2 separate regions of the Homo sapiens genome follow, and region 2 is linked to region 1. A link is a loop called in an ENCODE intact Hi-C map of the cell type or tissue named here. Cell type or tissue: mammary epithelial cell. All regions are shown on one strand. Each heading gives the region's core, and the rest is flanking DNA. Links, peaks and the distances in the headings are about the cores only.

The links. A loop is a pair of places that touch in the nucleus more often than their neighbours do. Peaks named below come from ENCODE experiments on the same cell type or tissue, not always from the same donor. Only the 100,000 strongest peaks of a DNase experiment are listed, where the experiment ranks them.
Region 2: a loop joins it to region 1, with 6 times the contacts of the local background. A loop is called at or near these places in 22 of 110 quality-filtered maps.

The regions. Positions count from the first base shown.
Region 1 is chr6:1,428,822-1,445,098 of GRCh38, reverse strand. No RefSeq gene overlaps it. Among named protein-coding and RNA genes, the nearest start is that of MIR6720, 47 kb to the right of the region's middle. RefSeq lists enhancers at 6,828-7,792, 10,670-11,340. In mammary epithelial cell, for the core only: a CTCF peak has its summit at 8,222 (motif pointing right); a DNase peak (open chromatin) is centred at 8,228.
Region 2 is chr6:715,074-731,350 of GRCh38, reverse strand. It overlaps LOC105374873 (a long non-coding RNA gene), which reads left to right. Exons shown (of 3, transcript XR_001743915.2): 3 at 1,432-3,515. Among named protein-coding and RNA genes, the nearest start is that of EXOC2, 30 kb to the right of the region's middle. RefSeq lists a silencer at 9,169-9,248. In mammary epithelial cell, for the core only: a CTCF peak has its summit at 9,174 (motif pointing left); a DNase peak (open chromatin) is centred at 9,140.

The sequences.
Region 1 (16,277 bases), core at 3,832-11,831:
GGATTCACTACAAAGGTGCAGGGAGAGGGAGTTTTGGGGGGTGATGAAACTGTCCTGTGCCTTGTGATGGTGGTTACACAACTCTACACATTTGCCCAAATCATGCAACTATACACCAGAAGTGAATATTATGCAATGCAAAATATAAAACAAAACTTAAAAAGACATCATGTCATCTTAGAGTTAAAAAATAAATTATCTAATATATGAGGTATGATAACGGGCTGGTGACTTAGACAAAAAATAGAGGTAGAGCTTTACTTCAGACCTCACATGAAAATAACGTCTAGGTGGATTGAGAATCTAATTGTAAATATAGAAATTATAAAATATCATAAGAAAATATGGGTGAATATTTTTATAATCTTGGTTGCAAGAGGTCCTTCAAATGAACAGGTCAGAAATCCCCAAACCCCAAATCCATGTATTTGGTGATATACAAATTGAAAACTACTTTTTTTTTATTTTTTTATTTTTAAGACTGAGTCTTGCTCTGTCGCCCAGGCTGGAGGCATGATCTAGGCTCACTGCAACCTCCATCTCCCAGGTTCAGGTGATTCTCCTGCCTCAGCCTCCATAGTAGCTGGGATTACAGGCATGTGCAACCACTCCCAGCTAATTTTTGTATTTTTGGTAGAGACGGGGTTTCACCGTGTTGGCCAGGCTGGTCTCGAACTCCTGACCTCAAGTGATCTGCCTGCTTCGGCCTGCCAAAGTGCTGGGGAAAATGACTTTGTAACACAATAAAATAAGCATGTTGAAAACTAAATTGGTAAAAATATTTGCAACTCACATACTAAAATATAAATTTCCTTATTAAACAAAGAACTCAAAAGTAAAAAAATAAAAATCCAAATTTGGAAAGACCATGAATTGACAATTTATAAATTAATCGATAAACACCTCATGAATGATTGAAGAAACAATAGAAACAGCAGTTAGCTTTGTTTGTGTTATCAGATTGATCAAAAGCAAAGGAACTGGTAAAGTCTACTAGCAGCAGGATTTAGGAAATGGTAACTCTCATGAGCAATTAGTAGCAGTATAAAGTTGCACAGCCTTTGGGGAGGGCACTATGCATGCTTTGTTTCCCCTAAGAAAATAATAATATAATTGAAAAAATATAGACACTTAAGGATACTTGTTTGTAGTGGCAAAACTTTTTGCTGTAAGTTTTGTGAGCCTTGAAAACTCTAGTGCTCTCTGGGACCTCCAGGTGGGGACTATAATACACAGAAGCTTCTCAAAATTATTGACCAGAGGAACCCTCAATGGGTCACCCATAGGTCATAAAGAGGGGACTGGAAGAATAGTCACTAAAATGTTAATGAAGGCCACGTCTGAGGTGGTGAGATTTTTATTGTTTGTTCTCTTCTGTATTGCTTGAATTCTTTAAGCAATGAACATTTATAATTTTGATAAAGAATAATCAATTTGTTTTCAAAAGGAAGAAAAAGGATCCCATCTATAAAAGGAGAGTAACCTGAAACCTCACTGCAAAGCAAACCCTTCCATAAGTCAGAATGATGTAAAGACAAGAGCCTGGTGTATATAGTAGACACTCAAAATCTTCGAGTGAAACAAAGATCAAGGGGTTCAGAGTTAAAAGATAAACTTTTGTCTGGGCACAGGGGCTGCAGCACTTTGGGAGGCCAAAGTGAGAGAATCACTTGAGCCCAGGAGTTTGAGACCAACCTGGAGAACAACGTGAGAGCCTGTCTCTACAAAAACACACAAAAATTAGCTGGGCATGGTGGTGCATGCCTGTAGTTCCAGCCACTTGGGAGGCTGAGGCGGGAGGACCACTTGAGACCAGGAGGTCCAGGCTGCAGTGAGCCAAGATTGTGCCACTGCACTCCAGCCTGGGCAACAGAGCAAGACCTTGTCTCAAAAACAAATAAATAAATCAAGACAAAGTTTCGAGCCCTCGCTGTTGCTTATACGCTTTAGCACTGGACACATTATTTAACCTCCCTAAGCCTCAGTTTTCTCATCTGTAAAATGGAGATAATGGTATCTATCTTGCTTCACTCACCATAAGTGGCTGTTAAAATGAGCATCAGTATAAAATTACTTTGCTTAAATCCTTGAAATAATTCTAGGAATGGTTACCTTGGGCACCCTGAAGAATCTGAGGCTCAGAGAGAATAACTTTCTCCTCAGTCACATGGACACTAAGTGATGAAACCGACATATAAATTGAACAGACAGAACTAAGCCTCCTCCGAGAGTTACGTGCACCTATGCATACATACATTTTAGAGCTCTGCTACTCAAACTGTGTTCTGCTGACCAGTAGAATCAGAACCACTTGAGAAACACAGTTTCTAGGGCCTGACCTAATGAAACTGATTGTGTACCTTTAGAAGATCCCCAAGTGATTCTGTTACCGAAACGCCAGGGGTGTGGTCCAGGTCTTATTGCTTGTTGCTCAGAAAGCCATTCACTGAGATGAGTTTTGCCAGGGAAGAAGGCTTTAACTGGGTGCTGCAGCTGAGGAGATGGGAGATCTGTCTCAAACCTGTCTCCTTGCTTGACTAAAATTGGGGAGTTTATATAGCGAGGAAGGAGTGTAAAACAGAATTAGGGAGGGGTGAGGAAATGATATGGTTTGCTGTGTTGCCACCCAAATCTCATCTTGAATTGTAGTTCCCATCATCCCTATGTGTTATTGGAGGGATCTGGTAGGAGGTAATTGAGTCATGGGGGCAGTTACCCCAGTGCTGCTGTTCTCATGGTAGTGAGTGAGTCCTCACGATCTCTGATGGTTTTATGAGGGACTTTTCCCTTTTGCTCATTCTTCTCCTTCCTGCCACCATGTGACGAAGGACGTGTTGGCTCCGCCTTCTGCCTGAGGCCTCCCCAGCCATGCTGAACTGTAAGCCAATGAAATCTCTTTCCTTTACAAGTGACCCAGTGTCGAGCATGTCCTTATAGCAGTGTGAGAACAGATTAATACAGGAAGCAATCATGAATGAGCGGACTGGCATCTTCTCTGGATGTGGTGATCTGATGAGTTTCAGCTCCTTTCCTGAGGAAGCAACTCAGATGAGACAAATGTAAGTTTCAAGTTTTAAGATCAGGAGGGTCAATTTCTATGTTTATTCAAAAAATTGTCCCAATTCTATGGGACAGTTGGGCTGGTTTTAATTTGTGTGCACGTCCAAGTGTGAGAGGCATGGTTTTATGGGACATGGTCTAATCTCCAGTACAGTCAGGGCTTCTGCATCTATGGATTCCACCAACTGCAGATTGAAAATTTTCAGAAAATAAATTCTGCAAAGTTCCAAAACCAAAGTTTGAATTTGCTGCGCATTGAGTACTACATTGAATCTACGTGACTGAAGTGACGTGTAGGCATTGTATTAAGTATTGTAAGTAACCCAGAGAGGAGTTAAAGTCCACGGTTCTATGCAAATGCCATGCCATTGTCTATCAGCAACTGGAGGATTCACAGGTTTTGGCATCTGCTGGGGTCCTGAAACCAACCTCCCTGTGGGTAGCAAGGGAAAACTATACATATACATCTCTGTGATAACGAATAGGACTTTTCCATCATTGGTAAGAGCCAGGGTCCTGAAACCAACCTCCCTGTGGATAGCAAGGGAAAACTATACATATACATCTCTGTGATAACGAATAGGACTTTTCCATCATTGGTAAGAGCCAGGGTCCTGAAACCAACCTCCCTGTGGATAGCAAGGGAAAACTATACATATACATTTCTGTGATAATGAATAGGACTTTTCCATCATTGGTAAGAGCCAGGGTCCTGAAACCAACCTCCCTGTGGATAGCAAGGGAAAACTATACATATACATCTCTGTGATAACGAATAGGACTTTTCCATCATTGGTAAGATGACTAACTATTAGTTTCTAATCTGAACTGTTGCTACAAATTGTCCTCGGGAAAATGAAGTTATTTAACTTTAACTTAGCATTTCCCAAATGCTCCTTTTCCACAACAGCAATTAACATAAATGAACAGAAGTAAAGAATTAACTCCGCAGAACACACTTTGAGGAAGATCCATCTACATAACATGTGGGACCCAGTGTGTCAAACAAAAATGTAAGGCCCTTTGTTCAAAAACTATTGGCCAGTTGCAGTGGCTCACGCCTGTCATCTCAGCACTTTGGGAGGCCAAGGCGGGTGGATCATGAGGTCAGGAGTTCGAGACCAGCCTGGCCAACATGGTGAAACCCCGTCTCTACTAAAAATACAAAAATTAGCCAGGTGTGGTGGCGGGCACCTGTAATCCCAGCTACTTGGGAGACTGAGGCAGGAGAATGGCTTGAGCCAAGGAGATGGAGGTTGCGGTGAGCCGAGATCGCGCCATTGCACTCCAACCTGGGCGACAGAGGAAGACTCCATCTCAAAAATAAAATAAAATAATAGAAATAAAATAAAATTATTAAGCACTTTGAGACAGTAACAGGAGAGCATTAAATGGAATTTGGGGGCGGAGGGCTTCTAAACTTGGGCCTTATGTGACTGAATGGGTGTTGCCCTCCTGAAGCTGGCCCTGCATTGGGGAATGTTTACAATTATAAAGAATTGTGACTGGGAAATCCAAACCAGCAGAACTGTGGGATAGAGCCAGATTGGTCACTTCCAAAGCCTTGCTATATTTTTTACAACTTCACATTCTTGCCAGAGGTTAGAGCCTTGAACTCGTAGTCCAGAGGATGGCGATGTCCATCATCCGCCAGTGTCCCCTTGGGCCCTTTTGTAGTCCTTTCCTCTCACCCCTCCCTGCTCCAGTCCCCTCCTCCAAACTTTCTCTCTCTGAAGATTGGTTCTCATTTTCTAAAATTTCATAAAAGTAGAACCAGGCAGTATGATTCTTTTGGGTCAGGCTTCTTCTGCCCAGCAAATTATTTGAAGATGTGGCTCTGTGGCATGTGGCATGTATTCAATAATTCATTGCTCTTTTTTTTTTTTTTTTTGAGTCTCACTCTGTCACCCAGGTGTAAGTACAATGGTGTGATCTCGGCTCACTGCAACCTCTGCCTCCCGGGTTTAAGTGACTCTCCCGCTTCAGCCTCCCAAGTAGCTGGGATTACAGGCACCCACCATCATGCCCAGACAATTTTTGTAAAGATGAGGTTTTACCATGTTGGCCAAGCTGGTCTTGAACTCCTGACTTCAGGTGATCCACCCTCCTTGGCCTCGAAAAGTGCTGGGATTAGAGGCATGAGCCACCGTGCCCAGCCCAGTTCATTGCTTTTTATTGCTGAGTGGTGTCCCATTGAATGGATGCTACTCAATGCATTTATCCTTGAGATTGTGTTTCCACATCTACCCATTGATGGATATGTAAGTTGTTTCCAGTTTGGAGCTCTTACAAATGAAGCTGCTATGAGCCTTCCTGGGTAAGTCTTTGTGTGGTCACATATTTTCAGTTTTGGAGGGTAAAAAGTTAACAATGGACTGTCTGGGTGGGAAGGTGGGCGTATATTTGAATTTTAAAGAAACTGCCAACTCTTTTCTCGAGTGACGGCAGCATTTCTCATTTCCGTCACAGTGTCTGCGAAGTCCGGTTCCTCCGCCTCCTCGTCAACACTGGCTGTGGCCAGGCTATTTAGTTAGCCATTCTGAAAGGAGGGCGGTGGTCACTTACTGTGGCTTGAATTTGTATTTCTTTTTCTTTTTAATTTTATTTTTCATTGAGATAAAATATACACATAAAATTTATCATCTTTACCATTTTTAATTGTACAGCTCGGTGGTAATAATTCCATTTTAACTTGTATTTCTCTAGTGACCAAAGCTGTTGAACATCTTTTCAGTGTATATCTTTGGTCCATTTTTAAAAAATTGGGTTTTTAAAAAAATGATGAATGAGTTTGGAGAACACTTTATATATGCTGCAAGCAAGTCCTTTATCAGATACTCAATTCTCTGTGGATGAAGATTCCATCACAGGCCAGGTGCAGTGGATGCAGGAGTGAAGAAAACCAGCAAAAGTGCGTGCCTGGAGGGAACTTACTGGAATAAGAGGACGGGGTACATGTGGCGGGAAAGGTAAAGGTGGAGGGGTTAGGGGATCAGGCAGACGCTGCACACCAGAGGGCTGGGTACATGCAGGGTAAAGGCTGGGTGGGGGGAGCAGGTGGCTGCTCTGAGGCATGCAGGTGGGAGGCAGGGAGCCTGGCACACGGGGATAAGGGGCCCGGCCAGTGGGAAGTTTGCTGTAGCAGCCCAGGGAGGAGCAGGAGAAGGGAGGGAAGAGGGCAGAGAGGTGACGCCCAGAGGGCTGCAGTAGGGTGCTCCAGGGCAGCTCAGGCTAGTCCCCGTAGGTAAAACCAGGCCCCTAGGGTTCCCCTGAGTGAGACGGGAGGCCCCTGGAGGGGCCGAAGCCGGGACGAGAGGATGTGTAGCCACCGGAGGCTGGGAGACCTGGAGGAGGCTGCAGCCCTGACCCCGGCTTGGCCAGGGTGGTGGGCGTGCTGGAGAAGCATGTTTGGACAGAGGTCTGTTCTGATGGATCAGAGGTGGTGTGTGAGAGAAGGAGGTCACAGTGGAGCTCAGGGCTTTGGATCAGGGCCAGTGAGGGCTCGGGGTCGTGGTGCTCTGCGGGGTTGTGGGAGGATCAGGCTTTTGCATGGAAGATCAGGAGTTTAATTCTGGACGTGCTTCATCTAGGGTAATCTATGGGACAGGAACAGAGGTGCCAGGTAGGCAGGTGATTAAGGCGTTGGGGGAGAGCAACACGTTTGGGAGTGATTAGCATAGCGACTGTTTTGAAAGGCAGGAGCTGGGTGGGATGAGAGGAGAGAGGCTTGGTGCGCTCTAGTGCTTATTGATTAATGAGAGGAAACAGCAGGGGAGACCTGAGGGACGAGGAGCAAGCGAGGAGAGGTGAGTCCTGGAGGCCAGAAAGGAGGGGTCTCTAGGAGGGAGTTGCCGAGAGCCTGCATCAGGTGCCCTGAGAAATCAAAGGAGCTGAGGACTCAGAATGGAAAGGGGCGGAGGTGGGGTGGGGGTGGGGGTGGGGTGGGGGGACTGCCTTTTTATTTAGATGGGAGAAGTTGCCAGAATGTGTGTGTGTGTGTGTGTTGATGGGAATGGAGACCCGAAGGGCAGCCCCGGTGTGAGGCACCCAGCACGGCCCGAGCTCTGACACTGGCAGCCCCTGGGCTCTGAGATTCTTTCCAACCTGTGCTCATTTTTCCAGGCCCAAGACACCGTGCCAGAGACAGCACGAGAAACAATGAAGTCCTTCAGAGGCACAAACTCCCTGCCCAACTGAGATCACTGCCTCTCTCCACCTGCAGCCCCCACATGCGCGGTCCTAGACACCCAGGCCCACACTGCACCTAATGTCCTCACTTTCCCCCCGGGGATAGTTCTTACAATTTAAGGGGAAGATGGTTCTGGGGCCGGTGCAGACTGCGGGCTGCGTCTCCACCTGTTGCCCTGCAGCTTGCCGTGTGGCCAGGCCAGAGTGGATGCTCCAGAGCCTTTGCTGAGTGAATCCAAGACTTGCTTTAAAAACAGACTTTCTTCATTTAAGCTCTGATTTGGACAAATACATCCAAGAAACAGCACACTATCAAAACGAATTTCCACACAGCAATGTAAAAACACAGCACAGAAAAATGACAACAGCCTGAGGCCAGAACAAAGACTCCTAGAAACATCTTCATACAACTTAAAATTGGGAGGCTGGGTGCGGTGGCTCATGCCTGTAATCCTAGCACTTTGGGAGGCTGAGATGGAAGGATCTCTTGAGGCCAGGAGTTTGAGATCAGCCTGGTCAACATAGTGAGATCCACCCCATCTCTTAAAAAAACAATTTTAAATTAGGAAATAAGAGAAGTCGAACTTGCCATTTAATGGTGATGAGCATGGAGGGGATACTTTTCCTCGCAGACTGTTTCATTTTCTGGCTGTGATAAAGCCAACACTTGCTTTTTCTGATCACCAGGACGGGGGTGCTCTTGCAGTGCCCACGTCAGGGGGAGTTTTTGGTGTGAGACAGCGTCCAGACTCTTCACTGAAATTCAAGTGCTGAAAGGACTTTCTAAGCCTCAGAGGGAAGTGGAGATGAGATGAGAATCTGACTTTTGCCCCAGTATTTGGCTTGCAAAGATGGAATGTTCCTTTGTGGACTCTGAGAATGCTGTATTAATGTGGAGGTAGAGCTGTTAGGGCCAACGCTAAGAGCTCCCAGTAGAGGGACAGGCTCGCTTTAGAGAAACTCTGTGTCATATGAGTTTTGTCCATGAGATGGCGGTGTCGTATCATAAAAGAAACCTTCCCTTTTAACTATTGCTCTGAAAAACCCGGTAACAACTTTTTAAAAAAAGGCATCTTGCTCCCCCATATCCTGCCTCCCTTGTCTTCTAACCTGGAGTTTTGAGAGGCTCCTGGCTTTCTTCCAACGTTTACATTACACACGTTCTCTTGAATCTAGGTGTCTGCAAAGTATGTGTTCCCTACCATTAGGGCAATGCCTTCTCTGCTGCTGTTTTGTGTCTGAGGCTAATCTTGTCTATCTGCCCTCATGAACATAATTCTGGAGAGCGGGGGGCGGGCAGAGGCTCTGCTGTGGCGTCTAGAGCTGCAGACTTCTCTGCACCCTCCGGGCCCACTGGCGGAGGTGCCCAGATGCCATCAGAGTGAGTCTTTTAGTCCCAGCACCCCTCCAGGAGCTAAGGGGGACCTCTCCTTCCCCTCTCGGGAACAGGTCCACCCTGCAACCACAGATTGCTTTTTTCTTTATTTTTTATTGTGGCCACATAACATAAAATTTGGCATTTTAACCATTTTGAAGTGTGCAGTTTAGTGGCATTAAGTACATTCACACTCTTGTGCAACCATCACCACTACCCATCTCCAAAACTCTTTTCATTTTGTAAATAAATCTCTGCACTGATTAAAGACTAGCTCCCATTCCCCCTCTCCCCAGCCCCTGGCAATCCTTATTCTACTCTCCATCTCCATGAACCTGACTCCTCTGGATACCTCGTATGAGTGGAACCACACAGTATTTATCTGTTCTGAGACCGACTTGCTTTACTGAGCATGATGTTCTCAAGGTTCATCCATGCCGTTGCACGTCTCAGGATTTCCTTCCTTTCTAAAGTTGACTCACACTGCATTGTATGGATGGACGGCCTCTTGTTTGTCCAGTCATCTGCTGATGGACGCCAGGCTGGTTGCACTCCTTGACATTGTAAATAACACTCTTATAAACATGGGAGGCAAATATCTATCCAAGACCCTGCTGTGAATTCTTTTGTGGATGTCCCAGATGGAATTGCTAGGTCAGATGATAATTCTAGGTTACATTTTTTTTTTTTTGAGACAAGGTCTCACTCTGTCGCCCAGGCTGGAGTGCAGTAGTGTGATCTCGGCTCACTGCAACCTCCACCTTCCCAGCTCAAGCAATTCTCCTGCCTTAGCCTCACAAGCAGATGGGATTACAGGTGCATGCCACCACACCCAGCTAGTTTTGTATTTTTAGTAGAGATGGGGTTTCGCCATGTTGGACAGGCTGGTCTCCAACTCCTGACCTCAGGTGATCCGCCCGCTTCAGCCTCCCAAAGTGCTGGGATTACAGGCGTGAGCCACCATGGCCGGCCTCTAGGTTACCTTTTTTGAGTAATCACTGTATAGTTTTCCGCGGCAGCTGCCCAGGGGTTCCAGTTTCTCCACATCCTCACCATCACTGTTCAGTGCATCCTTTTAAGCATTGCTAGGCACATACACCCAGGCTAACATGGAAGAAGAGCTTCCCAGCAGCTTCTTACAGTTCCTGTTGATGTGTATTAATAGGATACCTGCCTTATATTTCCCAGACATTTGGAACATTATCCCTATTAATCAACTCTCCTTCCACTTCCCTCTTTACAACATGGTCATTTTAAATAAAACTACACCAAACTCCTTGTCAGGGAAGCATTATAGAGTTATTTAGTTTCATCTTTGAAAGAAGATGAGGCATAGGAAAGGAGTAACTTTCAAATGTTAACTTATTGATTCTCTAAGCAAAATGGTGAGGTGAGTTTCATAGTCCCAGGTTTTCAGATGAGGAGAAGGAAGTCCAGAGAGGTTAGTGCTCATGTGGGCAGGAGCAGGGGTGTGAATGAATCACAGAAGATTGGCATAGATAATGGTTCATCTATATTATCAGAAAAGCCAGGCTCTGAATTTTAAGTTTTGGGTTTTTTCCCCCTCATTATAAGAATTCTACGGGGCTGGGTGTGGTGGCTCATACCTGTAATCGTAGTGCTTTGGGAGGCTGAGGCAGGAGAATCGCTTCAGGACAGGAGTTCGAGACCAGTGTAGGCAAGATATTGAGACCCCCGATTTCTACATAAAAAAAAAAATTGCTGGGGGGAGGAGCCAAGATGGCCGAATAGGAACAGCTCCGGTCTACAGCTCCCAGCGTGAGCAACGCAGAAGATGGGTGATTTCTGCATTTCCATCTGAGGTACCAGGTTCATCTCACTAGGGAGTGCCAGACAGTGGGTGCAGGTCAGTGGGTGCACGCACCGTGCGCGAGCCGAAGCAGGGCGAGGCATTGCCTCACTTGGGAAGCGCAAGGGGTCAGGGAGTTCCCTTTCCTGGTCAAAGAAAGGGGTGAAAGACGGCACCTGGAAAATCAGGTCACTCCCACCCGAATACTGTGCTTTTCCGACGGGCTTAAAAAACGGCGCACCAGGAGATTATATCCCGCACATGGCTCGGAGGGTCCTGCGCCCACGGAGTCTTGCTGATTGCTAGCACAGCAGTCTGAGATCAAACTGCAAGGCGGCAGCGAGGCTGGGGGAGGGGCACCCGCCATTGCCCAGGCTTGCTTAGGTAAACAAAGCAGCCGGGAAGCTCGAACTGGGTGGAGCCCACCACAGCTCAAGGAGGCCTGCCTGCCTCTGTAGGCTCCACCTCTGGGGGCAGGTCACAGACAAACAAAAAGACAGCAGTAACCTATGCAGACTTAAATGTCCCTGTCTGACAGCTTTGAAGAGAGCAGTGGTTCTCCCAGCACGCAGCTGGAGATCTGAGAACTGGCAGACTGCCTCCTCAAGTGGATCCCTGACCCCTGACCCCCGAGCAGCCTAACTGGGAGGCACCCCCCAGTAGGGACAGACTGACACTTCACATGGCCGGGTACTCCTCTGAGACAAAACTTCCAGAGGAACGATCAGACAGCAGCATTCGCGGTTCACGAAAAACTGCTGTTCTACAAACACCGCTGCTGATACCCAGGCAAACAGGGTCTGTAGTGGACCTCTAGCAAACTCCAACAGACCCGCAGCTGAGGGTCCTGTCTGTTAGAAGGAAAAGTAACAAACAGAAAGGACATCCACACCAAAAACCCATCTGTACATCACCATCATCAAAGACCAAAAGTAGATAAAACCACAAAGATGGGGAAAAAACAGAGCAGAAAAGCTGGAAACTCTAAAAAGCAGAGCATCTCTCCTCCTCCAAAGGAACGCAGTTCCTCACCAGCAATGGAACAAAGCTGGACGGAGAATGACTTTGACGAGTTGAGAGAAGAAGGCTTCAGACGATCAAACTACGAGCTACAGGAGGAAATTCAAACCAAAGGCAAAGAAGTTAAAAACTTTGAAAAAAATTTAGACGAATGTATAACTAGAATAACCAATGCAGAGAAGTGCTTAAAGGAGCTGATGGAGCTGAAAGTCAAGGCTCGAGAACTACGTGAAGAATGCAGAAGCCTCAGGAGCCGATGCGATCAACTGGAAGAAAGGGTATCAGTGATGGAAAATGAAATGAAGCAAGAAGGGAAGTTTAGAGAAAAAAGAATAAAAAGAAATGAACAAAGCCTCCAAGAAATATGGGACTATGTGAAAAGACCAAATCTACGTCTGATTGGTGTACCTGAAAGTGACGGGGAGAATGGAACCAAGTTGGAAAACACTCTGCAGGATATAATCCAGGAGAACTTCCCCAACCTAGCAAGGCAAGCCAACATTCAAATTCAGGAAATACAGAGAATGCCACAAAGATACTCCTCAAAAAGAGCAACTCCAAGACACATAATTGTCAGATTCACCAAAGTTGAAATGAAGGAAAAAATGTTAAGGGCAGCCAGAGAGAAAGGTCGGGTTACCCACAAAGGGAAGCCCATCAGACTAACAGCGGATCTCTTGGCAGAAACTCTACAAGCCAGAAGAGAGTGGGGGCCAATATTCAACATTCTTAAAGAAAAGAATTTTCAACCCAGAATTTCATATCCAGCCAAACTAAGCTTCGTAAGTGAAGGAGAAATAAAATACTTTACAGACAAGCAAATGCTGAGAGATTTTGTCACCACCAGGCCTGCCCTAAAAGAGCTCCTGAAGGAAGCACTAAACATGGAAAGGAACAACCGGTACCAGCCGCTGCAAAATCATGCCAAAATGTAAAGACCATCGAGACTAGGAAGAAACTGCATCAGCTAACGAGCAAAATAACCAGCTAACATCATAATGACAGGATCAAATGCACACATAACAATATTAACTTTAAATGTAAATGGACTAAATGCTGCAATTAAAAGACACAGACTGGCAAATTGGATAAAGAGTCAAGACCCATCAGTGTGCTGTATTCAGGAAACCCATCTCACATGCAGAGACACACATAGGCTCAAAATAAAAGGATGGAGGAAGATCTACCAAGCAAATGGAAAACAAAAAAAGGCAGGGGTTGCAATCCTAGTCTCTGATAAAACAGACTTTAAACCAACAAAGATCAAAAGAGACAAAGAAGGCCATTACATAATGGTAAAGGGATCAATTCAACAAGAGGAGCTAACTATCCTAAATATATATGCACCCAATACAGGAGCACCCAGATTCATAAAGCAAGTCCTGAGTGACCTACAAAGAGACTTAGACTCCCACACATTAATAATGGGAGACTTTAACACCCCACTGTCAACATTAGACAGATCAACAAGACAGAAAGTCAACAAGGATACCCAGGAATTGAACTCAGCTCTGCACCAAGTGGACCTAATAGACATCTACAGAACTCTCCACCCCAAATCAACAGAATATACATTTTTTTCAGCACCACACCACGCCTATTCCAAAATTGACCACATAGTTGGAAGTAAAGCTCTCCTCAGCAAATGTAAAAGAACAGAAATTATAGCAAACTATCTCTCAGACCACAGTGCAATCAAACTAGAACTCAGGATTAAGAAACTCACTCAAAACCGCTCAACTACATGGAAACTGAACAACCTGCTCCTGAATGACTACTGGGTACATAACGAAATGAAGGCAGAAATAAAGATGTTCTTTGAAACCAATGAGAACAAAGACACAACATACCAGAATCTCTGGGACACATTCAAAGCAGTGTGTAGAGGGAAATTTATGGCACTAAATGCCCACAAGAGAAAGCAGGAAAGATCCAAAATTGACACCCTAAAATCACAATTAAAAGAACTAGAAAAGCAAGAGAAAACACATTCAAAAGCTAGCAGAAGGCAAGAGATAACTAAAATCAGAGCAGAACTGAAGGAAATAGAGACCCAAGAAACCCTTCAAAAAATTAATGAATCCAGGAGCTGGTTTTTTGAAAGGATCAACAAAATTGATAGACCGCTAACAAGACTAATAAAGAAAAAAAGAGAGAAGAATCAAATAGACGCAATAAAAACTGATAAAGGGGATATCACCACCGATCCCACAGAAATAGAAACTACCATCAGAGATTACTACAAACACCTCTACGCAAATAAACTAGAAAATCTAGAAGAAATGGATAAATTCCTCGACACATACACTCTCCCAAGACTAAACCAGGAAGAAGTTGAATCTCTGAATAGACCAATAACAGGATCTGAAATTGTGGCAATAATCAATAGCTTACCAACCAAAAAGAGTCCAGGACCAGATGGATTCACAGCCGAATTCTACCAGAGGTACAAGGAGGAACTGGCACCATTCCTTCTGAAACTATTCCAATCAATAGAAAAAGAGGGAATCCTCCCTAACTCATTTTATGAGGCCAGCATCATCCTGATACCAAAGCTGGGCAGAGACACAACCAAAAAAGAGAATTTTAGACCAATATCCTTGATGAACACTGATGCAAAAATCCTCAATAAAATACTGGCAAACCGAATCCAGCAGCACCTCAAAAACCTTATCCACCATGATCAAATGGGCTTCATCCTGGGATGCAAGGCTGGTTCAACATACTCAAATCAATAAATGTAATCCAGCATATAAACAGAACCAAAGACAAAAACCACGTGATTATCTCAATAGATGCAGAAAAGGCCTTTGACAAAATTCAACAACCCTTCATGCTAAAAACTCTCAATAAATTAGGTATTGATGGGATGTATCTCAAAATAATAAGAGCTATCTATGACAAACCCACAGCCAATATCATACTGAATGGGCCCAAACTGGAAGCATTCCCTTTGAAAACTGGCACAAGACAGGGATGCCCTCTCTCACCACTCCTATTCAACATAGTGTTGGAAGTTCTGGCCAGGGCAATTAGGCTGGAGAAGGAAATAAAGGGTATTCAATTAGGAAAAGAGGAAGTCAAATTGTCCCTGTTTGCAGCCGACATGACTGTATATCTAGAAAACCCCATTGTCTCAGCCCAAAATCTCCTTAAGCTGATAAGCAACTTCAGCAAAGTCTCAGGATACAAAATCAATGTACAAAAATCACAAGCATTCTTATACACCAATAGCAGACAGAAAGCCAAATCATGAGTGAACTCCCATTCACAATTGCTTCAAAGAGAATAAAATACCTAGGAATCCACCTTACAAGGGACGTGAAGGACCTCTTCAAGGAGAACTACAAACCACTGCTCAATGAAATAAAAGAGGATACAAAGAAATGGAAGAACATTCCATGATCATGGGTAGGAAGAATCAATATCATGAAAATGGCCATACTGCCCAAGGTAATTTATAGATTCAATGCCATCCCCATCAAGCTACCAATGACTTTCTTCACAGAATTGGAAAAAACTACTTTAAAGTTTATATGGAACCAAAAAAGAGCCCGCATCGCCAAGTCAATCCTAAGCCAAAAGAACAAAGTCGGAGGCATCACGCTACCTGACTTCAAACTATACTACAAGGCTACAGTAACCAAAACAGCATGGTACTGGTACCAAAACAGAGATATAGACCAATGGAACAGAACAGAGCCCTCAGAAATAATGCCGCATATCTACAACTATCTGATCTTTGACAAACCTGAGAAAAACAAGCAATGGGGAAAGGATTCCCTATTTAATAAATGGTGCTGGGAAAACTGGCTAGCCATATGTAAAAAGCTGAAACTGGATCCCTTCCTTACACCTTACACAAAAATCAATTCAAGATGGATTAAAGACTTAAATGTTAGACCTAAAACCATAAAAACCCTAGAAGAAAACCTAGGCATTACCATTCAGGACATAGGCATGGGCAAGGACTTCATGTCTAAAACACCAAAAGCAATGGCAACAAAAGCCAAAATTGACAAATGGGATCTAATTAAACTAAAGAGCTTCTGCACAGCAAAAGAAACTACCATCAGAGTGAACAGGCAACCCACAAAATGGGAGAAAATTTTCGCAACCTACTCATCTGACAAAGGGCTAATATCCCGAATCTACAATGAACTCCAACAAATTTACAAGAAAAAAACAAACAACCCCATCAAAAAGTGGGCAAAGGACATGAACAGACACTTCTCAAAAGAAGACATTTATGCAGCCAAAAAACACGTGAAAAAATGCTCACCATCACTGGCCATCAGAGAAATGCAAGTCAAAACCACAATGAGTTATCATCTCACACCAGTTAGAATGGCAATCATTAAAAAGTCAGGAAACAACAGGTGCTGGAGAGGATGTGGAGAAATAGGAACACTTTTACACTGTTGGTGGGACTGTAAACTAGTTCAACCATTGTGGAAGTCAGTGTGGTGATTCCTCAGGGATCTAGAACTAGAAATACCATTTGACCCAGCCATCCCATTACTGGGTATATACCCAAAGGACTATAAATCATGCTGCTATAAAGACACATGCACACATATGTTTATTGTGGCACTATTCACAATAGCAAAGACTTGGAACCAACCCAAATGTCCAACAACGATAGACTGGATTAAGAAAATGTGGCACATATACACCATGGAATACTATGCAGCCATAAAAAATGATGAGTTCATTTCCTTTGTAGGGACATGGATGAAATTGGAAATCATCATTCTCAGTAAACTGTCACAAGAACAAAAAACCAAACACCGCATATTCTCACTCATAGATGGGAATTGAACA
Region 2 (16,277 bases), core at 4,651-12,650, 710 kb after region 1:
GAGGGCAGCCTCCCCAGCCGAATGCTGCACTTCCTTCTAGTCATTGACATGGGGATGGCCCCACTTCATAGATTCTCCAACATGAAATTCCGTCAATTGAAATGCCATCAAAAGACAGAATTTCAGAGTCGAGCTGAGCCCAGTGAGTGGGTTACCAAGGTCAATGACAAAATCGTTCACTGCAGCCCAAATTTACCCGAGAGTTCTTGCAAAGTTCTCACTTAGGTTGACAATGTGTAGATCTGCAGAGTTAAGCCAAAGTTAACCTAGGCTTGTGGTAGTAAAAAATACTAGAGAAAGTCCAAGGACACAGTCTTTCCAACCTGGTCTCCTGAGTCTAAATGACACGCTCGTGTCAGAAATGCTTTGGGGAATTGGTAAAAGGCTAGATTTCTCTACCCGGACTCTTTCTTCTTCTAGACTCTTATACTAACTGAATCAATCCACATATTAAAAATGTAATAAGTGCCCTATTTATGGAAAATTTTACAGCTAAAATTGTAGAAATAGCATGGTCAGACTATTTTATGAAAGAGCCAAAACACATAGTAAATTAAGATTGATTTGCATGAAATGTTGCAGACATCCAGATGATATTAAAAAAGGAAGCAAACTTTGTTTGAACTCTGTAGCTGTTAGATTAGATTATCCCCCTTTGTCTGTACTCTACTGCTGTTCCCAATTTAACACCTGTAAATTGGCATGGAAATTGTATATAAAATGTACATTTCATATTGCAAAGGTAGGAAGTTCAAATTGTGTGAGAGTCAGAATTGTATTAGAAATTCTTCAGCTCATGCCCTTCCCCAGCCTTGAAAATGTGGGCAATCCATTTTCTACTAATATCGTTTCTTTTTTGTATCTCATAGTGTTTGGCAATAGTCAACAAAGGTGGTCTGGAGAGCCCAGTGGCATTGGTGGGACCATAAGCCATGGTGAAGAGATGGAACAGATTGAGTTTGGACTTAACAGTCTTCTAATTCCCTATTTAAAATCAAGTTCTCGCTCTTAGGAATTCTCCATGTTTCTGTTGAACAAAGGGACAAATTGGATCAGCCCCCTGGGAGCTCCAGTGATTCTGGACTCTTGAGATAAATGGTCGGCCAGGTCAGGGAAGGTGGGGCTGGCTTCTCTAAAGTAAGTAGGTGGAGTCTCCCGGGCTGTGCTTTAAATGCCGCATTATATTAGCTTTCTTCTTTCCACAGATGGACTTGTTGATTCACTGCTAAAAGAGTCAAAAAGCTAAGGTGCCAATCAGAGAAATTATTTCCCAAGGGCACTTATATACAGATCCTTCCAAAATATTTCAGGAACTGGGGCTTTCCAGCAGGAGTGGTGAGACTTTGAAATCATTCTTGCCAATGTGCCTTTGCTCTTTTCTACTTTCTTGCCTGATCTCTCTCTCTCTCTCTCTCTCTCTCGTTTGTTAAGATGCAGGAGTACGGAATCAGATGCCCACAAAGTGCAGAGACATGTTTCTGAGTGTTACCGGGAGCCAGCCAGGCAGAGCTGCAGTGTGGGAGCCCGGCCTCAGAACGGGACACCCCACCATCGATCAGGAGACTGGCTTCTGCCCATCTGCTCTTTAAGCCTGTGTCTCAGATGGTGTGAAATAGGGATCACCCTGAGAGAAAGCTGTCACTGCAAGATTCCGGGATACACTGCCTTCATTTTTATAAATGCATGCAATTAGCTATGACTTTTAAATTGGCACCATGGTGAACAAGCATGTCTCAAGCATACATGCCAAGTATTACAAGCCGTTTTTCAATGGCTTCAACTTCCTCAGCTCCAAAACCTTGGATCTCACTCCAACTCAGCATCTACTATTATGTTCTGTGTCTCCATTATATTAGATTTGCAGGAGGTTAACGAGAAGCACAGCACATAATTCACATGAATAGGCTTTGAAACCTAAGTGTGATGAAAAGTATTATTATTACTGTTATGCAAAGTCCTTGCAGCAAAAATTACATTATCCTTTTTCCAAATATATTGTGAACCTATTGCTGCGCTAGAATTCAGATCTAGGCTTTCTTAAAACTCCATTTGTGATGCTTGCACTTACTTCATAAACTTCCTTGGGTATGAAAACACTTAAGTTTTCTTTTCTCCCCAATGCCCCAGGCAGTTGACAGGTGGATAATGACATCAACAGGCAGGTGGCCATCAAAGACTCAGGGTAGGTGTGTTTTTGTGAGACCCCAGGTGGTTGATTTCTGTATGATACCTCTCCATAAATGTGAATTTCCTATTCTTTATTTCTTAATCTTAATAAATCACTATTTAAATAACAAAACTTAACATTCAATCGTTATTTTAAAGATGACTTTTTAAAATAACTCAAAGAGACAAAGGCAAAAATTCCAACTAATTTGCGTCTTTTCCCCATTTTTCTGCCATATGTACAACTTCCAGTTCAAGGCTCACTTTCCTCTGGCATTTGTTGCATCTGTTTGAGCTTCCCAATAGCATCTCTCACGATCAGCTCAACTCCGATTCGGCGGCTATAGAATGGTCAAGGGCTGTACATGGCTTTAGCTATTCACCTGGAAGGTCTTTGGTGACTGGGTGTTGATTTGCACCTCCACAGACGTGTGGTAGGAGAGACGCAAGGAAGAAACTGACAAGGGGATCCCGCTGGAGCAGTCCTCCGCTGTCCAGTTAAGAAGTGGTCATTTCCACTCCGTTCTTATGAGTTCCCACCACCTGTTAGTTCCTTAACGTTGCTAGGTAGCCCTAGGGGGCAGCCGGATTTGTGTATTAAGCTCATTTATTTGTGCCTTTACTGTCGGCAACAACCTGAACCCACAAACTACTTCACAAAGAAAAGTCTGAGCAAAATGTAGACAACTCTTAGGACAGGTCTTTGCCATCATTTGATCACACCGTCTATCAACCGATGCTAATCTTCAAGTGTCACCTGGTCTTCCAGGGCAGGTTCCGGTAACGCAGTACAGCTTTGGCATAACTTCAGAACAAGAAATCCCAGTGGATCGTAGCTATCTACTTATAAATTATAATTTTCCCCTATGTAGAAGAAAATATTCAAGACCTATATAATTCACATACTTAGAAAAGAAAACAACTTATTTTTTTCCCTCTCTCAAATTGCCTGGAGGTAAAAAAAAAATGCTAAACGGATAATATCTTTCAACACTGAATTGATTTCTCAGCTTAATTTAAGCAAAGAAATTATGTGCCAGATGGCATAATCAACATGTTCTGTTGAAAGATTGCAATTTTATTCTTATAAGAAAAAATAAGCATTTTTCCACGTGGTCTACTCAGCAGGGAAGAAAGTTTATATATGCTGGCTCTAACAATGCCATCTTTGACGAGGAAAAAGACAATAGCTTTGAATGTATTAACTGATCTGTTTTGAAAGCAGAAATGGTACTTTGTTTTATTCTGCCAAAAGTATTACATAAGACCTATGGTAAGTAACTGGAAAAAGAACTATTAAAATGAATAGTCATGAATATAGTAAAATTTATCTTTGCACAGTTGGGCATTTTAAAGATTTTCTGAAGTGTATTTTATTTCTAATCATGAAATAACTGTATTCATTCAATATCCTGAACCACGGTGCTATAAAATCTGAATATGCCCTTGGCTCCCTCCTCCCAGGGAGGTCATTAAAAGATTTGCCTATCTTGGGGGAGATGGGAACTGCCTGTTTTCACAACTCATTCCATTTTTATGTGACATCTCTATTCCCTACACTTCCATAAAGCACTTTGCTAAGAAACTCGGCCATGAGCTAAAGAGAAAAGCATGATGTTTATAAGAAGGAAGAGTCCAAACAGCATTTGAGCACTCAGAGCTGCAAGGAGGGATGAGGAAAGGGGATGAGGGAAGGGGAGAGAAGGAAGGAGGAGGGCAGAAGAGAGGAGAGGGAACCACCAGATCACAGAGGAAGAAAAGCACAGGTAAAATAATTAGTGACCTTGCTTCTGAAAAATGAGCCCAGGCACGGTGGCTCATGCCTGTAATCCCAGCACTTCGGGAGGCTGAAGCGGGAGGATTGCTTGAGCCCGGGAGTTTTGAGACCAGCCTGGGCAACATAATGAGACCTCATCTCTACAAAATATTTTTTTTTAAGTAGCCAGACACACACTGGTGGTCTCAGCTACTTGGAAGGCCGAAGTGGAGAGACTGCTTGAGCCCAGGAGGTTGAGGCTGCAGTGAGCCTAGAGGGAACCACTGCACTCCGGCCTGAGCAACAGAGCCAGACCCTGTCTCAAAACAAAAAAAGAAGGAGAAGGCCGCCTTGCCTATGACAGGTAAATTATAGATAGAAAATATGGGGATCTCTCTGACGACTTTAGAACAATTTTTGTTTTTTAAAGACAAGGTTTCGCTCTGTCACCCAGGCTGGAGTGCAGTGGCATGATCATAGATCACGGGACTCACTGCAGTCTCAACCTCCAGGTTTAAGTGATCCTCCCACCTCAGCCTCACAAGTAGCTGGTACTACAGACACGTGCCACCATCCCTGGCTAATTTTCTTTTTTAACTTTTATTTTAGGTTCAGGAATACATGTACAGGTTTGTTATATAGGTAAACCCATGTCACGAGGGTTTGTTGTACAGATTATTTCATCATGCCAGTACTAAGCCTAATACCCAACAGTTATTTTTTCTGCTCCTCTCCCTCCTCTCACCCTCTACCCTCAAGTAGGCCCCAGTGTGTGTTGTTCTCCTCTTTGTGTCCATTGGTTCTCTTTATTCAGCTCTTACTTATCGGTGAGAACATGTAGTATTCGGTTTTCTGTTCCTGAATTAGTTTGCGAAGAATAATGACCTCCAGCTCCATCCATGCTCCTGCAAAGCATACGATTTCATTCTTTTTAATGGCTGAATAGTATTCCATGGTGTATATCTACCACTTAAAATGTGGTAGACTGGTCTGCCATTCACGGGCATTTAGGTTGATTCCATGTCTTTGCTATTGTGAATAGTGATGCAATGAACACACACGCATATGTCTTTATGACACAACGATTTGTATTCCTTTGGGTATATATCCAGTAATGAGACTGTTGGGTTAAAAAGTTCCATTTTTAGCTCTTTCAAGAATCCCCACACTGCTTTCCACAATGGCTGAACTAATTTACACTCCCACCAACAATGTATAAGTGTTTCCTTTTCTTTGCAACCTCACCAGCCTCTGTTAGTTTTTTACTTTTTTATAATAGTCATTCTGACTGGTGCGAGATGGTATTTCACCGTGGTTTTGATTTGCATTTCTCTAATGATTAGTGATACTTAGATTTTTTTCATATGCTGGTTGGCCACATGTATGTCTTCTTTCAAAAAGTGTCTGTTGATGTCCTTTGCCCACTTTTTAATGGGGTTGTTTTTTTTTTTCTTGCAAATTTTTTAAGTTCCTTATACACGCTAGATATTAGATCTTTGTCGAATACATAGTTTGCAAAATTTTTCTCCCATTCTTTATGTTTTCTGTTTACTCTGTTGATAGTTTCTTTTGCTGTGCAGAAGCTCTTTAGTTTAATTAGATCCCATTTGTCAATTTTTGCTTTCGTTGTGATTGCTTTTGGCATCTCCGTAATGAAATCTTTGCCAGTTCCTATGTCCTGAATGGTATTGCCTAGGTTGCCCTCAATATAATAAGAGCCATCTATGACAAACCCACAGCCAGTATCATACCGAATGGGCAAAAGCTAGAAGCATTCCCCTTGAAAACTGGCACAAGGCAAGGATGACCTCTCTCACCACTCCTATTCAACACAGTACTGAAAGTCCTGGCCAGCGCAATCAGACAAGAGAAAGAAATAAAGGGCATCCTAATAGGAAGAAAGGAAGTCAAATTACCTCTGTTTGCAGACAACATGATTCTACATCTAGGAAACCCCACCGTCTCAGCCCAAAAGCTCCTTCAGCTAATAAACAACTTCAGCAAAGTTTCAGTATACAAAATCAATGGACAAAAATCAGTAGCATTTCTGTACACCAACAACAGCCAAGCTCAGAGCCAAATCAGGAAGGCAATACCATTCACAACTGCCACAAAAAGAATAAAATACTTAGGAACACAGCCAGCCAGAGAGGTGAAAGACCCCTGCAATGAGAATGCAAAGCACTCTTCAAAGAAATCAGAGATGACACAAACAAATGGAAAAAAAGTCCATCCTCATGGAGAAGAAGATTTAGAGGCTACTGATTAGGAGTTTCAGTGGAAAGTGGGGTCTGAAGCCAAATTGCAGAAGTCTGAGGTGTATGTATGCAGTAAGTAAAGAGACAGCAGATAATGAATCTTCTTTAGAACACAGAGCAATTGTTTTCCTTTTTTTTTTTTCATGGAAGGGAAAGCAAGTGTCTAATATATCATGACAGCCCCATGTTGTTCTCTAAACACTACTATGCATCCTGAATTTTCTTTGAATTTTGCACTCCACTTATTTTACGTTTGGGAGATACTAAATATTGTGTATCCTGGTTTTGCAAACTGAGAAAAGACTTGAGTGCAGGCAGAAAGGTCAGGGAAGAAAGAAAAGGTGTTAGGAGGGCATGGTTGAGCTGGGTTGCCACTATGGGCAACTGGAGCTGGGTCTCACTGAGAGCTTTGGAGGAACCCAGCAGAACACACTTCTGAGGATCATCCCTTGGAAGGGCTGGAAGGTGGGAAATGTATGCTGACGTTCAGTGGGTGCTGACTCCTGCCTCCAAGGACCAAGAGTTGCTCCTAAGGGCATTAACTCCCCTGGCACCTCCACAATGGCTAACTGCTGGCTGAGAAGGTACTTCTGCTCTAGAGAAAGACCGTTGGTAAGCTGAGAGAGTCCATGAGCCCTCGGGAAGGCATGCATGGGGACTGTCCACTATGCTGCAACAGAGGTGGCATAGTGCAGGGCACAGGCAGCATGCCAGTTCCATCTAAAACCTCCAACTTGGCTAATCCTGGAATCCCTGCTCCAGGAGGTGCCATGCTGACTTTGTGCTCTTTCATGTCCCCTGGCACATGGCAGGAAACGCACACACACCTGTTTGAAAAGCATAAACTTAGAAGCTGCATATGTTGGATTCTTTAAAGAAACAGATATCCAAACAGGTGGAAAAAGCCTAGGCCAGGCACAGTGGCTCACGCCTGTAATTCCAGCACTTTGGGAGGCTGAGGCGGGTGGATCACGAGGTCAGGAGATCGAGACCATCCTGGCTAACATGGTGAAGCCCCATCTCTACTGAAAATACAAAAAATTAGCCGGGTGTGGTGGCGGGCGCCTGTAGTCCCAGCTACTCGGGAGGCTGAGGCAGGAGAATGGCATGAACCCAGGAGGCGGAGCTTGCAGTGAGCCAAGATCATGCCAATGCACTCCAGCCTGGGCGACAGAGTGAGACTCCATCTCAAAAAAAAAAAAAAAAAGAAAGAAAAAAGAAAAAGCCTAGACCTTGCAAAAACTGATTCAGTCGAAGCTCAGCTTCCAAAAGTCCAGGCTGAGACAGGGAGGGCCAGGCGGACTTCACTTGGAGATGGAAAGGCAAAATATTGCCTCCAGCAGACATACAACATGGGAGCAGATGATCAGTTCTCCTACTGGTTCCTGCCTGTAATTGCAAAGCCAGGACCAAACCCATGCCTCCGAAAAGTGAATGGAGAAATGAATACTTCCATTGTAGATATCACTGAGACAAATACTTCCTTTGCTAAAAAGCCTAAGTGGTTAATAATTCATACTTTAAACACTGTCATAGTGTTAATACAATAGCACAGGGAAATCAGTGAGAAGTGACTGCATACCCAGTTCCAAACAAACAACTTGACTGTTTCCATACCATCCTCTCTCCATGCCCAGAGGTCCTATTCAGTTGACAGGCATTACACGTTTAACATGGCTCAAAGATCAGTGATGCCCTTGATGAGGGTTATCTTTCCATGTGAAGACTAGCCATGTTCCCTCCCTCAGTCGAAACTGAACTCTGCAGCATCAGGCATGTCCTTTCTTCTTTCTGATGGAACTCATAATGCTCTAAACCCTGTGGGACTCAAAACTTAGCTGTCACGTCAAGAACATCACCTGGAAACTTGTTAGAATACAGATTTTCTTCCACTCCCCAGACTTTATGAATCAGAAACTCTGGGAATAGGGCCCAGAAATCCGTGTTTTTTCGAGCCCTCTAGCAGAGTTGAATGCAATCTAACGTTTGAAACCCACTGCTCTAAATGAGACCCTAAGGAAGGACTCAGCCATGCTACAAAGGCCAGGTACTAGGCAACGGGGCAGGCACGAGAACACATAGGGAAGGCCAAATCCTCATTCTCATGATCTTGCATTCTAGGGAGGGTATTTGTGGGGACATGTAGGAGATGGGCACATATGCTAACTTTCAATAAAAAGTTGAGAAAGGTTGACCTCGGATCCTTGGATAACGCATGAATGTTTCAGGCATCAGATGGTACTAATTTAAGGATCTGGACTGAAAGCATGGAGTCCTTGTGGCTCTGAAAATCCCACAGGACAGTGGCTAAAATTCTAATTGTCAGGATAAGTTCTGTGGTTCTGAACTGACCTGTGGTTTCACAAGAGAAATACCCACAGCTGTAGAGGAAACCACGAAGATCTGGAAACTGCCTGCAGGGGTCAACAGCCGTAATATATTCTACAAACCATCTTAAGGAACCACAGAAAATCATCAAAAGGAAGAAAAATGCATTTCTTGGCTTGGAACTTATTGAATGTTTAAAATCAGGGAATGGACTGGGTAAGAAAGGAAAGACCTCGTGGGCTTTATTTCCATAGAGAAATGGTAGTTGGACTCTATATATTCATTTCCCACTAAGGCTATTTGATAACAGAATACCAAAGAGGAGTTTCTTTCAGAATATATCATTATTGCGTTTTGCATTTTGATTTCATTTTTTCATCTCAAAAGACTTCAGGAACTTATATACCTCTGCAAAAGCTTAACAATATTCATCTTTTTTGTTTAACAGATGTGCTTTTACAAAAGAAATGTTCAAGTAAGGAGAAAACTTCAATCGTCTAACTTTAGCTTTTTGATCATTACCCTTAAATTCGCTGCCTAGGAAACAGCAACAAGTAAGTCATCACTGTTATGAAGCAAAATTGTTTACATTTGGTTTAAGATCCGCCTCCTAAGGAAAGGGCTCCGGCGGCTCCTTTGCGTGCCTGGAGAGGCCTTCGCATGCGCCCTCTAGTGGGTGCTTGGAGCTCATAAGCAAAGGGTCATTTCCAAAGTCTACAGTGGAAATTGACGCTGATTTTCAAATCCAAAAATTGGTCTATCGCTATTCTCCCCAAAAGGGACATTTTTCTTAATCTGCTATAAACATAGTGAAAAGTTGTTACTTCATGGTAAATTATTAGCACGATATTTGAATAGTCATTACATTCATTAAACTATTCTTTAAAATTACAATTATAATGTTAGTACTTGCATTATACATCGTGTTTATATAGTACCATTAAAGTCAAATGGCATTTAATATTCACAGCATAAAAGATAAAAGTATCATATAGTGATATTAGGAGGAAAAATCCTCCTGGTATCATTAGGAGAAAAATTTCTTCTAATGGAAAAAACCTCCATTCCCCAACTTTAGCTTTTTCAGCACCATCACTTGTGCTCCGTGCCTCACCTCACCAGCCGCAGGAGAACCCAGCTCCTTCTGACGGGCCCTGTCTCCTGCACCACCAGTTGGAAGGCTTCATTCCCGGCAGCAGACAAGCAAGGCTTGCTCTAGTTCAGCATAAATAACTCCTTCTTTTACCCCACATCCCTTGGAGATTCCCTACCCCCACTTCTCTACTCTTCTCCACAAAACTTTCCACCTTCTGGCCTCACATTCTCTCTCGAACATGCTCTGGTGAAAGCAGTTTTCATCTTCATGGCTCAGCTAAAATGGCTCTTATCAAAAGCACCAACTACGTTCCTCTGGCCAAATGCAGCGCTCCATCTGGGCCCTTTTCTTACTTCCTAAGTGGTATCTGTGAACGCATTTGCCAATCTCCCTTTCTGTAACATCTAGTACTAACATCATGTGACACATAACAAAATTTTGGTCAATGAGAGACTGCATCTATGATGGTGGGCCCATAAGACAATAAGATACCATATTTTTACTCTACCTTTCCATGTTAAGATACACAAACACCATTGTGTCACAACTGCACATGCTGTGCAGGTTTGTAGCCTAGGAGCAATAGGCTATACTAGAAGTGTCCAATCTTTTGGCTTCCCTGGGCCACACTGGAAGAAGGATTGTCTTGGGTCACACATAAAATACACTAACACTAATGATAGCTGGTGAGCTAAAAAAAAAAAAATTGAAAAAAAATATGTGTTAAGAAAGTTTACAAGTTTGTGTTGGGCTGCATTCAAAGCCATCCTGGGCCACAAGTGGCCTGCAGCCAGCAGGTTGGACAAGCTAGTGCTGTATCAGGTTTGTGCAAGTTCACTCTTTGATGTTCACAAAATGACAAAACCTGTAAATGATGAATTTCTCGGAGTGTGTCCCCATCGTTAAGTAACGCATGACTGCATCGGAAACTTACCCAAGCTAAACTGTAACTCTAAATCGGCACACCCAAACCTGCTTCTCTCAGTCCATGTCACCACCGTCCTCCTGGACACTTAATGCCCCTCTTTCACTCACAAACATATTCCACCTAATAGCAAATCCCAGCAGCTTAACTGCCAAAAGAAACTCTGAGCCTTCCATCCCCTGCCGATTCCTATTGCTGACACCCCAGTGTAGCAGCAACACCTCCACCCTCAGCAGCTAGGACCACCTTAAAATAGAGATAAAATCTTATCATCTCCCAGTTCACAACCCCCCAGAGGCCACCAGTCTAATTAGGATGAAACACACCTCCCATGGCCAACAAGATGCTATATCTAGCGCTTCTCAGTCCACAACACCTGAAATCCCTCTGACCCTGCCTGTAGGCTCCACCCATCTTATCTACTTTGCAAGAGCAGTTTCCTCTACATGGGATGTTATTCCCCTGCATGGCCAGCTACCTCTCATCTTTCATATCCCAGGAGTCCCGTCACTTCCTCTGTCCACTTATCTGACCATGCTACCAGAAGCACCCCTTCCCACCATCCCACTGCCCCTTTCAGAATCTTCATAGCACCCCTTTTCATCCTAAATCATCTCATTAACTTATGCCTATGTTTAAGTGTCTCCACTCACCAGGATAGAAGCTCAACAAAGTCAGAGATATATTTGTGCTCATTCAACATGATTGAGCAAATCAATGAATGAATAAATTCCACTTCTTGTGCGTGGCCAAGTGGCCAGCTCACTGCAGTGGCTGCTGGGGCTCCCTCTTCCCAGCGTGTCTCTGGGTTTACAGCTTGTTTCTGTCTTTCAACACTCCTGTGGTGCTTAGGAACCTGCACCCGTAGTGAGCATCCTCTTCATATTTTCTCCAGTTCTCCAACAGGTGAAGTGCCCTAAAGGGAAGCTCTGACTCCAATTAATCCTATTCCTGGCTCTGGTCCTAAGACAGATGACTTGGAAAGAGTGTAGGGAATGGGTTGATTAGGGCAGACATGAAACCAATATGAAGACTTTTCTAATGGTGCAGGAAGAAGGTAGTGAGTGCCTGAATGAGGGCACCGACAGTGGGGTTGCTGGAGAGGGAAGAGATTAAAGAGATACCATGATTAAAGAGATTAAAGAACATCATTCAAATAGGTATGTGAGGTTAAGTGTATTAGTCAGCTCCAGCTGCTGTGACAAAGTACCAGAGACAGGTTGGCTTAAACAACACGTTTTTGAGTTTCAGAGGCCGCAAGTCAGTGATCGAGATCAAGATCGGCATGCCTGGTTTCTTCTGAGACCTCTCCTTGTCTTGCAGATGGCGCCCCTTGCTGTGTCCTCCCATGGCCCTCATGCCTCTCTCTCTTCTTATAAGGACATCAGTCCTGTTGGATCAAGGCCCTACCCTTCCAATCTCATTTAACCTTGGTTATCTCCTTATAGGTCCCATCTCCACATACAGTCACATACTTCAACATGTGAATGTTGGGAAGACGCAATTAAGTCCATAAAGGAAGGGACAGGTTAAGAAGCATTAGTGGGCCAGGCGCGGTGACTCACGCCTGTAATCCCAGCACTTTGGGAGGCCGAGGTGGGTGGATCACCTGAGGTCAGGAGTTCGAGACCATCCTGGCCAACATGGTGAAACCCCCTCTCTATTAAAAATACAAAAAGTTAGCCGGGCGTAGTGGTGGGTGCCCGTAATCCCAGCTACTCAGGAGGCTGAGACAGGACAATCGCTTGAACCTGGAAGGTGGAGGTTGCAGTGAGCCAAGATCATGCCACTGCACTCCAGCCTGGGCAACAAGAGCAAAACTCTGTCTCAAAAACAAAACAAAAACAAGAAGCATTTGTGAGGATTTCCAAAATTACACGATTTGTCTGATTGCTTTTCATTGCTAGTACAGATGTCTTATTTATTTGCACATTTGTATTAAACACATAGGATCATTTTAGAGGGCAGGAAAACTTTCTATTACCTGGAGATCATCATCTATAGATTGGTTTTAGGACACAGAATCTCTCAATTTCCAACTCACATCCATAAATCCGTTTGTGCCAAATTGTGCACCATTCAGGTGAGTGTGCCAGTGTCACTAGTTTTAAGCAACAGAACCATCATTGCTGACTCTGATTCCTTCCTGAAAGAATAGGAAGGGAACAAGAAAACCATGGGCCTTACAGCAGTGCCAACATGAAAGTGAAGGGTTTGTAAAGCTCAAGCTTGCACGCATCTGGGCGGAGGCACCCTGGCGGCTGCCTTTCTAATACACCATCTGCACTTTCTCACCTGCCTGCTCTCCAGGCCCACTCCGCAAAGGCGTCTGACCTCACACAACACTGAAGCCTCTTGTACAAGTTGCAGCGTCCATGGCTCCAAACTTTACTGGACTTTGTGAGTTGGCCTTGCCTCTTTCTTGAAGCACTGTTTCTCTTAGAAAATGAACACTTAATTTTCTCCAACACTGTCGGCCCTTTCTTTTAACTCCCTTTGCTGACTCTTCCTCCTTTCCCCAAGCTCTCAATGTTTCTGATCTCTTTCAGGAGTCATGCTTTAAAGATCGCATCTCTATTTCTAGTTCCTTTTTCCCTGGGACCTTCAGATTCCTATGTCCAGCTCAACACCTCTGTGTATAAGTCTGATAAACATCTTAAACTGAACACTTCCGAAACAGAATTCCTAAGATTTTCCCCAAAATTCACTCCTCCTCCAGTCTTCTCCATCTCAGTAAATGGCACCAAATTCACCTAATTGCTTAATTCACCAATAATAGTAATTACTAACACATATATTCTTATTGGAGGCCAGATTGTGTTCTAAACACGTGTGTGTGTCCCATGCACACTCACAATCCCCAGTCGAAGGAGATACTATGATCATCCCCATTTTACAGATGGGCACAGACAGGTTAAATACCTTGCCCAAATTTACACAGCTAGTAAGGAGCAAAGACAAGACTTGAACGACGTAGGCTCTTATCATCTCCTAACCCTAGGGTTACGGTTAGTCTTTGCTCGTAAGCACTACTATGCTGTAATAGTTTATCTTTTTTCTCACCCTCCTCACATTCACTCCATCAGCAAGGCCCCCAGTTCTACCTGCAAAGCACAGCTCAAATGCACCTGCTCCTCACATTTGCCTCCACTCCTTTCAGAGCCATCACCATTGCAGGCCTAGGCTAACGCAAACGCCTGCAAATTCTTCTCCATGTTTCAGACTCTTGCAACCCTATAGCCGATCTCTATACACACAAATCATATCATCCTCTCTCCTGCCCATCAAAATCCCACAATTCCATCCAAACTCCTCACTGTGCAGCCCGTGGTATCCGCCCTGACCTGCTTCCTGCGTAGCTCATCGACCTCCACCCCATTGTTCTTGCCCTCTTTTTCTGTGATTGCCTGGAGGACCACTTTGCTCTTCCTGGATCACATTCGTGTATGCCTCAGGGCCTTTGCACTTCCCGGATCACATTCGTGTATGCCTCAGGGCCTTTGCACTTCCCGGATCACATTCGTGTATGCCTCAGGGCCTTTGCACTTGCTGGTCCTTTCCACTTAGAACACTTCCCTTCTCCCCTGAATTCTTACGACTTACTCACTTCATTAGGTCTCTTGCCAAATGTCATCTCCCTCAGTTGTTTCCCATGACCTCCATGTGAAATAGGCCCCCTGCCCTCCGGTCAGCCTTTATCTCCTCCCCTTGCTCTCTGCTTTCTCAGTGAATGCTGCCCCGTCGGGCATTATATTAAATATGCAAGTGCTCATTATCGCTCTCTCCCTCTGGAACGCCTGTGCTACCTCTGGGCAGGGAGGAGTGTTGCCTTGTTTCAGGTTCCTCACTAGAGCCTAGACCTGTGTCAAGCATATAATTAGAACTCAACACATGTGTCTTGAATGAATGAATCTGCTGTTTTTTGGTTTCACGTTTTCTATGTTGGGCTTCCTTTTTGCCTTTGTTTCTAAGGGAAGTGTTTTGTGGGCAGTGGAGGCGCACATTCAAGTGACACGCGCACCAGCTCTCCCCGGCCCAGACTCTGCTCGTTCCAGCGCAGACTGCGAGTGCTGCCTGCCCACCTCCTGGCTTTGTTGGCTCCTAAATAACCTTCCCCGCCTGGCAGATGCCATGCCCCCTTTTGTGTGGTGAGAATCACCTAATGATAATAATTATCATGGCTGTTTTACAACTGGCATAAAAAGAATTCATGCAGATGATGTTGCCTTTGAAAATTATAACAGGATGGACTATTAGAAGCACAACCACAAGAAAATACCCTGGCCAGAACTGGAGAGCCACAAGGTAACAATAGCACACGTGGTGCTTTCCAATACTTCCAACGACTGCTTTGTGTCACCTCCTTTCAGCCATGAGGAGCATGCTCTGAAAGATGCCACCCCCGTGAGCAGCTGGGGCCTGTGACGATGACCGGGAACACGCACTCCCTGCCTCAGCTTTTGGTGGCCATCTCTCATTGAAGGGCTTCGGGGCGTGCGGTTCAGTTTCATAAGCAATCCTGGGTCTGGGTAAACATGCTTGACTGATTAATGATAACAGCTCTTAAAACACCACAGACATTTCCAGTGCCCAGAAATGTTTATTTTTTATACTAAATTAAATTCATTTTCCTTCTCATTCCCTCTAAGGAAAATGGTGACAAATTTAAATTCAGAGTGGACTGCTATATTGAAGATGGCCATGTGCCACAACCTCTAAACAGGCTATGGTTTGGGAATGTATTTCATCAGGAGGATGGTGGGAGGGAGGAGATTTAAGGGCTGGGAAGGAAGGAGGGAAATCCTGGGTAAGCACCGTGCCAGTGAACATTAGCCCTGAGCCGATTGCTTTGCTCACAGAAGGAACGGTAACTATTTTGTATTTAGCAAATACAGTCACGATCAAAGGTAACTGATTGTGTAATAATTTAAAATATCATCAAAAATCAAATAAAAACCAAGTCAATAAAAAATAATTAAGTAATCATCATGAAGAATAATTTGTTACAGCACATAATAAATCCTTATTTATGATGGAAAAAGAAAAGGAAACAAATATTTAAGGTACCTGCTTGTGCCATGCACCACGATGCAGACAAGTAGAAAACATTATCTCCATCAGGCACATTAAAAAACTGCAGCTTAGAGTGGTTAATTTTCCCAAGGCAATAGAGGGCAGAACTAGTATCTAATCAACAGCCCCATTTTCCATCTGTTTATGCATGTCTACACTGCCTCCAATGATGACATCAACAGTAAGTACTTATTTATATGCAGTATCTATTTTATTTCTATAAATCATTCTGGCCATTTTGTGCTAACAAATTAATTACCTCTTTTAAAGAACTATATTAGACTCTATTAGTCATAGCATCCTGACTGATGTGGGTTTTTCCATATCACCATGGCTCAGGTAATTCCCACCAGCTGTAAGGTGTCCAGTGGAGAGATCCTTCCAGAAAAGCATGTCCGTCCACGGACAGCTGTCCCTGGTTTCTGGGGATTATAGCTCAGCCATATGATTCAGAAACATGCATGGACCATAGAATGAGCTGGGGCAGGAAGAGACATTCACATTATTGTGAATATCATTTTAAAACACTGAGCTGAAATAAACAATGGTTTGCAAATCAATTTCAAAGGGCAATTACATATTGCTTCTTCTCATTTTTTTGGTGACTAAATTTTTGTGAATTTAGTCACAAATGGATTTGCAAAGGCACCCATGGTCACAAATAAAACAGGAAGA